Regions from separate parts of the Mus musculus genome. Here region 2 is linked to region 1. The links are chromatin contacts, found by Hi-C in ENCODE. All regions are on one chromosome and are shown on one strand. The core of a region is the stretch at or near the end of the contact, and the rest is flanking DNA. Distances in the headings are between cores, read along the strand shown.

Region 1 (3,792 bases), core at 944-3,443:
TTACAGATACACACAGAGCCAGGATATCTGCAGAGGTGGTCATTCATTCAGTTTCCACCATCAAGCCTCCCAGACTCCTTTAAGCTAAAACGTTTGTTTTGTTTTTGTTTCACACCGTCTCACCAGGTAGCTCTGGCTGACCTGAAACTGATATGCAGACCAGGCTGACCTTGAAATCACAGAGAGCCATTTGCCTCTGACTTAATAGGATTCAAGGCATGAACTGCCATGCCCAACTCAAGCTAAAACTTTACAAACAGCCTAACTTAAAAACTGTATGTGTGCTGGGTGGTGGCCCATGCTTTTAATCCTAGCACCCAGGAGGCAAATCTCTTGTGAGTGTAAAGCTGGCATGATCTACAGAGTGGTTTCCAGGACAGCCAGGACTATACAGAGAAACCATGTCTCAAAAATGAAAAACAACAACAACAACAAAAAAAAAAAAACCCTATACATGTATGCATATATGGGGGGGGGGAATAGAGACACAAAAATTGTCCTATAGAATTCTATTCTTGTCAATATCTGAGTCATAGTTAATTGTCCTGCTAGGAGCTACACTACATAGTGAAATACACTCAAGTACAGGTTACAAACAAAAGACCAGTCCAATTTAAACTGACAAGATAAAAAAATAAAAAAAAAAAGAAAGAAAGAAAAAGAAAAGCAATCTCTAGAAAAGTATTTACTTAAGAGCATACCCAATAACCACGTCAGAGCAGCACTATGGGAAACCTAGGCAACCCTAAGAGTGAAAAAGAGTAATTTTTTTTTTTTTAAAGAGGAGCTCTTCCTGGCCTGGAATTCACTACCCAGACTAGGCTACCAAAATCTCCGAGACCAGCCAGCCTCCGACTCTGGTACTGGGATTAAAGGCTGCTGTTGCTTGTTATTGTTGTTGTGGTTACTACTAGGGAGAGAATTCAGAGCCTTATGCAATCTTACCAATGAACTACAGACACCTCAACCCTGCGCTAAATAGCTCAGGCAGCTATTATTACATGAGTAAGTAGTGCCTGCAACCCACAAACCCTAGACACTGGTGGTTCAGCACCAAGCTTCGGGAGCTCTAAGTCTTAGGGGATGCTTGTCATGTGTAGTGCTTCCAAGAGCGGAAACCGAGCAACAGGGGCAGCTGGCTGTGTGTCGCATGCTGATGGGCCTCGAAGTTTGACACCGATTCCACAGGTGGTCAAGCCCTAATGTCACCTCTCCGCTTGAAACCTTGCTTTAACACTTGTAGGTTTCATCGCAGTTTCTAAAGACACCATTAACTCCGGTCTTCATAAAGACATGACCGTTGATTTTAAAATCCAACTGACCTGGACCACACAAGAGAGGGTACAGGAACTTTATTTTAAATGTTTTCTAGCACAAACGTCTCACACATAGATCATAACACTGAAAAGCATAGTACAAAAGACCCTGCACCCCCTCTTTTTTTTTCCAGACAGAGAAACCAAGGTGGTGGTAATAGGACTACAAAAGACCACAGGTCCATCAAGTGGCCAACCCATCATCCTCTCAGGATTCAGACTCTATAAACCCCGTACTCTTTCCCTCACAACTCAGATGCGACGAAAAAAAAGTTTGTAAGACAACTTTCGATAAAGTGGGTTGGAAGTTTTCTGAGGACCGCCCGAGAAGAGCAGGAAGAACATCCTACTTTACAAACTGTTCCCGGCCAGCCCATAGCCCGGGGGTCCTAGCAGCGGAGCAGAAGTGCCACTGCCCGGGAATCGCCCGCGGCCCCGGGCTGTCCCGAAGCCACCTCGGTGGTCCACAGCTCCGCAGCCCAGAGGGGTCCTAAGACCCCGCTCGCTACCTGGTGACTGGAGACGATTTCTACCAGAAAGAAGCATTAGGGCAGAGGCCCAAGGCAGGCCTCCGGCCCCTTAGAAAACAGAAGAGACCGGAGGGTGGCCCTCCCGCCCCGGGGCTCCAACAGGTCGAAGGGCGGAAGCTTCCCAATAACCTCCGCCCCAGGCGGGGGCCTGCCCCGCGCGTCACCGGAGGAAAAGAAAACCAGCGTTAACACACAGGAGGAAAGAGGGTCCTCTCCCGAGCCGGAGGAAAGACGCGAGGGCAACCAGCACCAGCTCAGGGAGAGAAAGAATCGGGTTCAAGGGTTCGTGGTTACCGGGACGCTGTCGCTCTCCGCTTCCGCTGCCACCATGAAGCGCCTGCTCTTCCGCTCGCCGCTGGGGTGCGCGCCAGGCCTTGGCTCCGCCCACGCCGCGGGACCTCCTGGGAGTTGTAGTCTTCGCGAGCCCCTGTCGCGTCGCGTGGGGGGCGGGGCCGGCAAATGGAGAGGGCGGGAGGGCGTTGACGCTCCTCTATCTCCTGTATCGTCCATCCTCCATCTCAACCCTCAGCTGTGAAAGCGCTCAAATCTTCTCACGTCCTGCTCAATCATAACCGTGTCTCTTTCCTCGTCCACGGGCGAGTTTCTTCGAGCGTAATCTGCACTTAGCGTCTCTACTTCCTTCCTTGTGTGTGCTGAGTTCTACACTGCAGCTTCTGCCCCCCGCAGAAAATGTCCTTGTTGCAGCCAGTGTCCTTGTCGCCAAACCCACTGCAAGTATTTTCAGGCTGTCTAACTTAAGCATTAGTCATTGAAGCTCTTGGACATTATCATTTATTTTCTATGACACTATCCAGCTTTGCCTTCCTCATTCCATGCCGTTCGACTCGGTCTCTTCCTGTAATTCTCCCCCCCCCCCCCGAACTCACCTCTTGAATATTGTTCTCTGCAATTCTTAGAATAAGGAAGGGGAGCGTCCAGCCCGGCCCCTTTTTTTGCTTTAGCTTATCGTACTCCCAACTTCTAGACGACCCTATCTCATTCCTATCTTGCAGACTTGTCAAAAAATGGCTTGAACGCTTTGGTGGCGCGAATGGTATAGCCCTGTGATTGGCAAACAGGTGAAGTGCCCAGGATTCGATCTCGGAACTATACAAGAAAAAAAGAAATATTTGAAAAGTTCATACTGTGTCTCTCCTCTCTGTTCACTGCCTTCCCATCTATCTCCAATGCCTCTTCATCTACATTTGAATGCTAACCAAACCCTGTAGAGGCTCTCTCTCTAGCATTTGAGTCTGTTCTTTATTTCCACTGCCAGATACTTAATTCCCACTTGCTTAGTTTCTTAGCTGATTACTGTTCTCCTTACTGATCTCAGTACGGCTGTGGGGTCCTTACTGCCAAAGGCCGAGTTGTGTAAATAACAAATTTAATCAAGTCGTGTTTGTGTTAAAACCCTGTAAAGACACCATTCGATTGAGTTTGAGAGAAGGAATGAAGGTGAACACCTTGGAGCTTTTACAAAATAGTAGTTCCCAATCCACTACTCTCCTTCCCATCCCTTACCAGATCTGATTATGGGATAGGTTAGATGTGAGCCTTCCTAAAAAGTTTCCCCCTCGGGTGAGCTGACCACTCAGCAAAATGGTTGTATATTATTGCTTACAATGGGCCAGTGCTGGGGCCGAAAATAATGAGCAGACCAGTGCCTACCCCTGTGGATTTATGGTCCCTTAAGAAGAGACAGATACTAGTCAAATGGTTCCATAGCAAAAAACAAAAGCAGCAACAACAAAAAAAAATCGTCATCAGCTGAGCTAGGAATTGTGGGAGTAAAGTAACCTGTCCTTCTCTCTACTTCCTGCCATAGCCTAAGCTGGGGATCAAAGCATGGTCCTCGGTCTGAGTAGACCAGGGAGAGCCAAACTGTCAAATACTTGGATTGAATCATATGCCAATGCCCAGGTAGGCCTGGTAGGGAAACCAGG
Region 2 (3,792 bases), core at 483-2,982, 260 kb before region 1:
GCCGGGACAGGAGGTAACTCTAGAGTTTGCTGGCAGCTAGCCTGACCAAAAAGTAGTAAACTCCTCATGTACTCATGGGCCACACTTAAACATACACACACACACACACACACACACACACACAGAGACAGATCAAATAATGGTATTTTTAATATATATCTAACTTAAAACATATCTACAACATAAAGAAATCTTACAATCCAATAATAAGTCAATGGCTAAAAATAGATTAATAATAATAATAATAAAAGGGGTAGAAGATATGAATAAATGTTTATTTGAAAGCAAAAAAAATTTTAAAGCTACACAAATGAAGAGAAAAACCACATGAAGAGATGATCGGCGCCATTCTTTAGTCATCTGCAAGACACAAGTCACTAGCATCAGGTAACATGGACTAGATTAGTTATAAATTGTTCACGGGTAACAGTTATTCAGGCTTACAAACTGTTTGAAACAAGGGGGAAATGACCGACCGAAGTCAGGATAGTGTCGGCAGATTCAGGACTCCAGGAGACTGATGCTTGTGGCTGTACTGTGGAGCCTGGCTGAGCAGGGTGGTGGCGAAGGCGCAGGCGCAGGCGTTTGCGATGTTGTTTAATTGTACCTTAGGTAGCTAGAGTGGCCGCAGCACTGGCTCTTGGCCTCTGCCTAGTGGGTGCGGAGTGCTCATGCTGGGTCGTACACAAAGTTTCTCAGAAGCACCAAGGTACCCAATGAGGACCTGTGGTAGGCGCCCAACCTCTTCTGTGGACTCCATTGGCCTTCTTCACTCTTTCTGCCCCTCCAAATACACATAAAAATCTTGATAGTATGCAATCACTCGCAGGTTCAAGACAAAAGCCCTAATGTGTATGCAGCCCTCAGTCAGACTGGGAACCTTTGTAAATCAAGGAGCCCAAAGGTAGCTGGGCTCTTCTGCATGGTGTACTGGCTGGTTTTGTGTCAACTCGACACAGCTGGGGTTATCACAGAGAAAGGAGCTTCAGTTGAGGAAATGCCTCCATGAGATCCAGCTGTAAGGCATTTCCTCAATTAGTGATCAAGGGGGAAAAGCCCCTTGTGGGTGGGACCATCTCTGGGCTGGTGGTCTTGGGTTCTATAAGAGAGCAGGCTGAGCAAGCCAGTAAAGAACATCCCTCCATGGCTTCTGCATCAGCTCCTGCTTCCTGACCTGCTCGAGTTCCAGTCCTGACTTCCTTTGGTGATGAACAACAGTATGGAAGTGTAAGCCGAATAAACCCTTTCCTCCCCAAACTGCTTCTTGGTCATGATGTTTGTGCAGGAATAGAAACCCTGACTAAGACACACGGGTTCCGCCCCCTGGAGGTAAGTAAGGGAAAGCACCCACAAAAAGGGTACCTTTCACCTACAACTAGATTCGGCAAGAAAACGAAAGGCTGGGAAGGGCCAGGTGAAGGTGCAAGGAAACCTGGGTTCTGGTTCCATTTGTTCCTTCTTCAGCAAGGGGGTTCCCTCGGGGTTCTCAGTTGCCCCTTCTGTAAATCTGTGGGGAATCCCTTTAGCTAAATCAAGCAAAAGAGACTCTAGAAATGTCACCGGCTCAGCTGGTGCCTCTAAAGGCAGTGAGATACCTACTTATGCCAGGGTGAACGTGGCACGGCTCCCTAGCGGCGGGTGACCAGCAAGCACAGTAGCCTGAAGGGTGAGCAATGCCTGACGGGGCGGGGCTCGAACCCACAAAGCAGGCCCCGGTCATGTGGCTGAGTCACGTGTCCTACCCGGAAGCGCGCCGCAGGCTGGCTACACGCTGGGCGGTGCGAGCCGCGGATCCGGTACGTGGGCATCGTGGGTGACCAAGCGCAGTCCTGGGTCGCCCCTCGGTGGGCACCTCCGGCAAGCTCTCCCAGTTTGGAGAGGCCCGGGCACCCGGGGAAACCCGCATCAGTCTCATGCCTTTTGGAGCGGGCGTCACAAGCCAGGCCTTCGTCCCCGGGAGGAGAGGGGGAGGGTACGTCAGAATTTCTGGGTGTCGTTGAAAGAGTGCTAAGCAGCTATTGGGCGGAGCCACGCAGTGAGGCGGTGCTAAGCGGCGCAGGGAGAGACTCCCTCCTAGGCCAGCTGCTCCTGCTGGAGCATCACAGGCTATAGTCCCCACCCCTCGCACCCACCCCCCAACTGAGCTGTGTTAGGCGGGACAGAGGCCACGGGGACAGTTTGCTAGGGACAATGAGAGAACTGTGACCCGGGTGGTAAAAGTGGGTGCAGGGGATTTTTCTCAGAATCGCCCTTCTCTTCAAAGTTTCCTCCTTTTAGAGCAAAATATAAAGAGAACAAAGATCAGAAAATGAGGTTAGCCGCAACCGTAAAACCAGATACCCACCGAAAAGTATGCGGGTGCTTACCGGAAGTTACCATCAAGGCAAGCCCGAGAATGGTGCAGCCAGGCTCAGAGTTTCATTGCTTTCAAAATCCCCAGGATCAAACCTTCCTCCTCCGCCTTAGATTCTTCTTGCCTGTTATCAAAATGGGAGGATTCCAGAGGCAGCTTATTTCTCTTGTTATTTGAAGCCGGGAAATAAGAATAACACCTACCCACCGTTCTTGTCCTTAAGATGAGCCTACTGGGCTGAGGTTGCGACCTGGCTGGTAGGAACCCCGTAACCCGGTAGGAAGGTGCAACAGCGCTCTGTTCCCTGGCCTCCCAAGAGGAGTTTGAATCTCTGAGTTGAATGGGACCTTAGGAAAGCCCAACCAGAACCAAACCCGAATGCAGCTTTTCACTGGGACCTCCTGCCAGCTTGCGATGGGTTGTGTAGTAACCCATCCCTGCTCACCGCTCCCTGGGGCTGCTCAGGGTGGGATTGCTGACCCCACCTGTGTGTGAATGAGTGACCCAAATATAAACTGTCCAGTTGCAGAGGAGGTAGGAGCTAATGTGTCATCAACGCTTGCTCCACATAAAGGACACCTTCTAGCTTGTGGTCCTTAAAATGGGGGAACCTGTGACTTCTCAGCCCGTGTCCAGGTTGTCCACTCTCAGGAACAGGCGGCAGTGGAAACCAGACCCTCTGAATGCCTTCATGCCTTTTCTGCCTTAAGCATTTGCAGGCCCAAGGATGCTGTGCTGCTGTTGTCTGCTGACCTGGTCAGAGTATCTAGCTCCTCAGAAGCCCTGCTGTGTGCTTTGCCAAGGTAAACCATGCTCCTCTCCTGGAGGATGGAGGGTGGAGAGGTGGGCAGCACCCACTTGAAGAGCAGAATGAGAGGAGCGAACTGAACTGCCACATGCACCTCTTTGTACATTTCTTCCCCCTCCCCCTCTCCAGCCCTGCCCCCACCCCCCATGTCACTACTTCATTGGGGGAACCAAAGACAGGAACCCCAGAAGGACTGGGTGATGGCAGGCATGCAGACGAGGGTTCCGTGAGTGTCCATTGTTTTGAAGCCCATCTCCTTACCCAGGCTGAACTCACGGATGTGACCTTTGCCCTCGCTTTTCCCTGGAAGATGAAGTGCGTGTTGGTGGCCACCGAGGGCGCAGAGGTCCTCTTCTACTGGACAGATGAGGAGTTTGCTGAGAGCCTCCGGCTGAAGCTCCAGCAGTCAGAGGATGAGGAAGAGGAGGTAATTACAGAACAGGCCGTCCTGGTGGAGGTGGGGTTGGTAGAGGAGCCACAGAGCCACCCGAGGCCAGGAGGTCCCAGTGCCTCTTCCAGGCAGGCAGGAGGAGTCCGCAGGGCCTGTGCCTGGCCAACAGGGGGCAGCCTTTTGATGTCTTGAGTACTGTGATTTCCTATCTCACTGTCTGGGCCAGTGATTGGGGAAGGG

The links. Hi-C counts contacts between places; a loop is a spot of excess contacts on that map.
Region 2: a loop to region 1 is called in a map of regulatory T cell, with 2.8 times the contacts of the local background. The contact joins the promoter of Hps1 here to the promoter of R3hcc1l in region 1. A Hi-C loop is called at or near these places in 3 of 37 maps with a recorded cell type or tissue (T-helper 17 cell and regulatory T cell).

The regions. Positions count from the first base shown.
Region 1 is chr19:42,517,206-42,520,997 of GRCm38, reverse strand. R3hcc1l (R3H domain and coiled-coil containing 1 like) reads right to left here and starts at 2,193. Exons shown (of 7, transcript NM_177464.4): 1 at 2,141-2,193.
Region 2 is chr19:42,777,918-42,781,709 of GRCm38, reverse strand. Hps1 (HPS1, biogenesis of lysosomal organelles complex 3 subunit 1) reads left to right here and starts at 1,732. Exons shown (of 20, transcript NM_019424.3): 1 at 1,732-1,796; 2 at 3,064-3,156; 3 at 3,427-3,588. The coding sequence starts at 3,472. Gm16244 (a long non-coding RNA gene) reads right to left here and starts at 2,678. Exons shown (of 2, transcript XR_386720.3): 1 at 2,367-2,678; 2 at 136-2,270.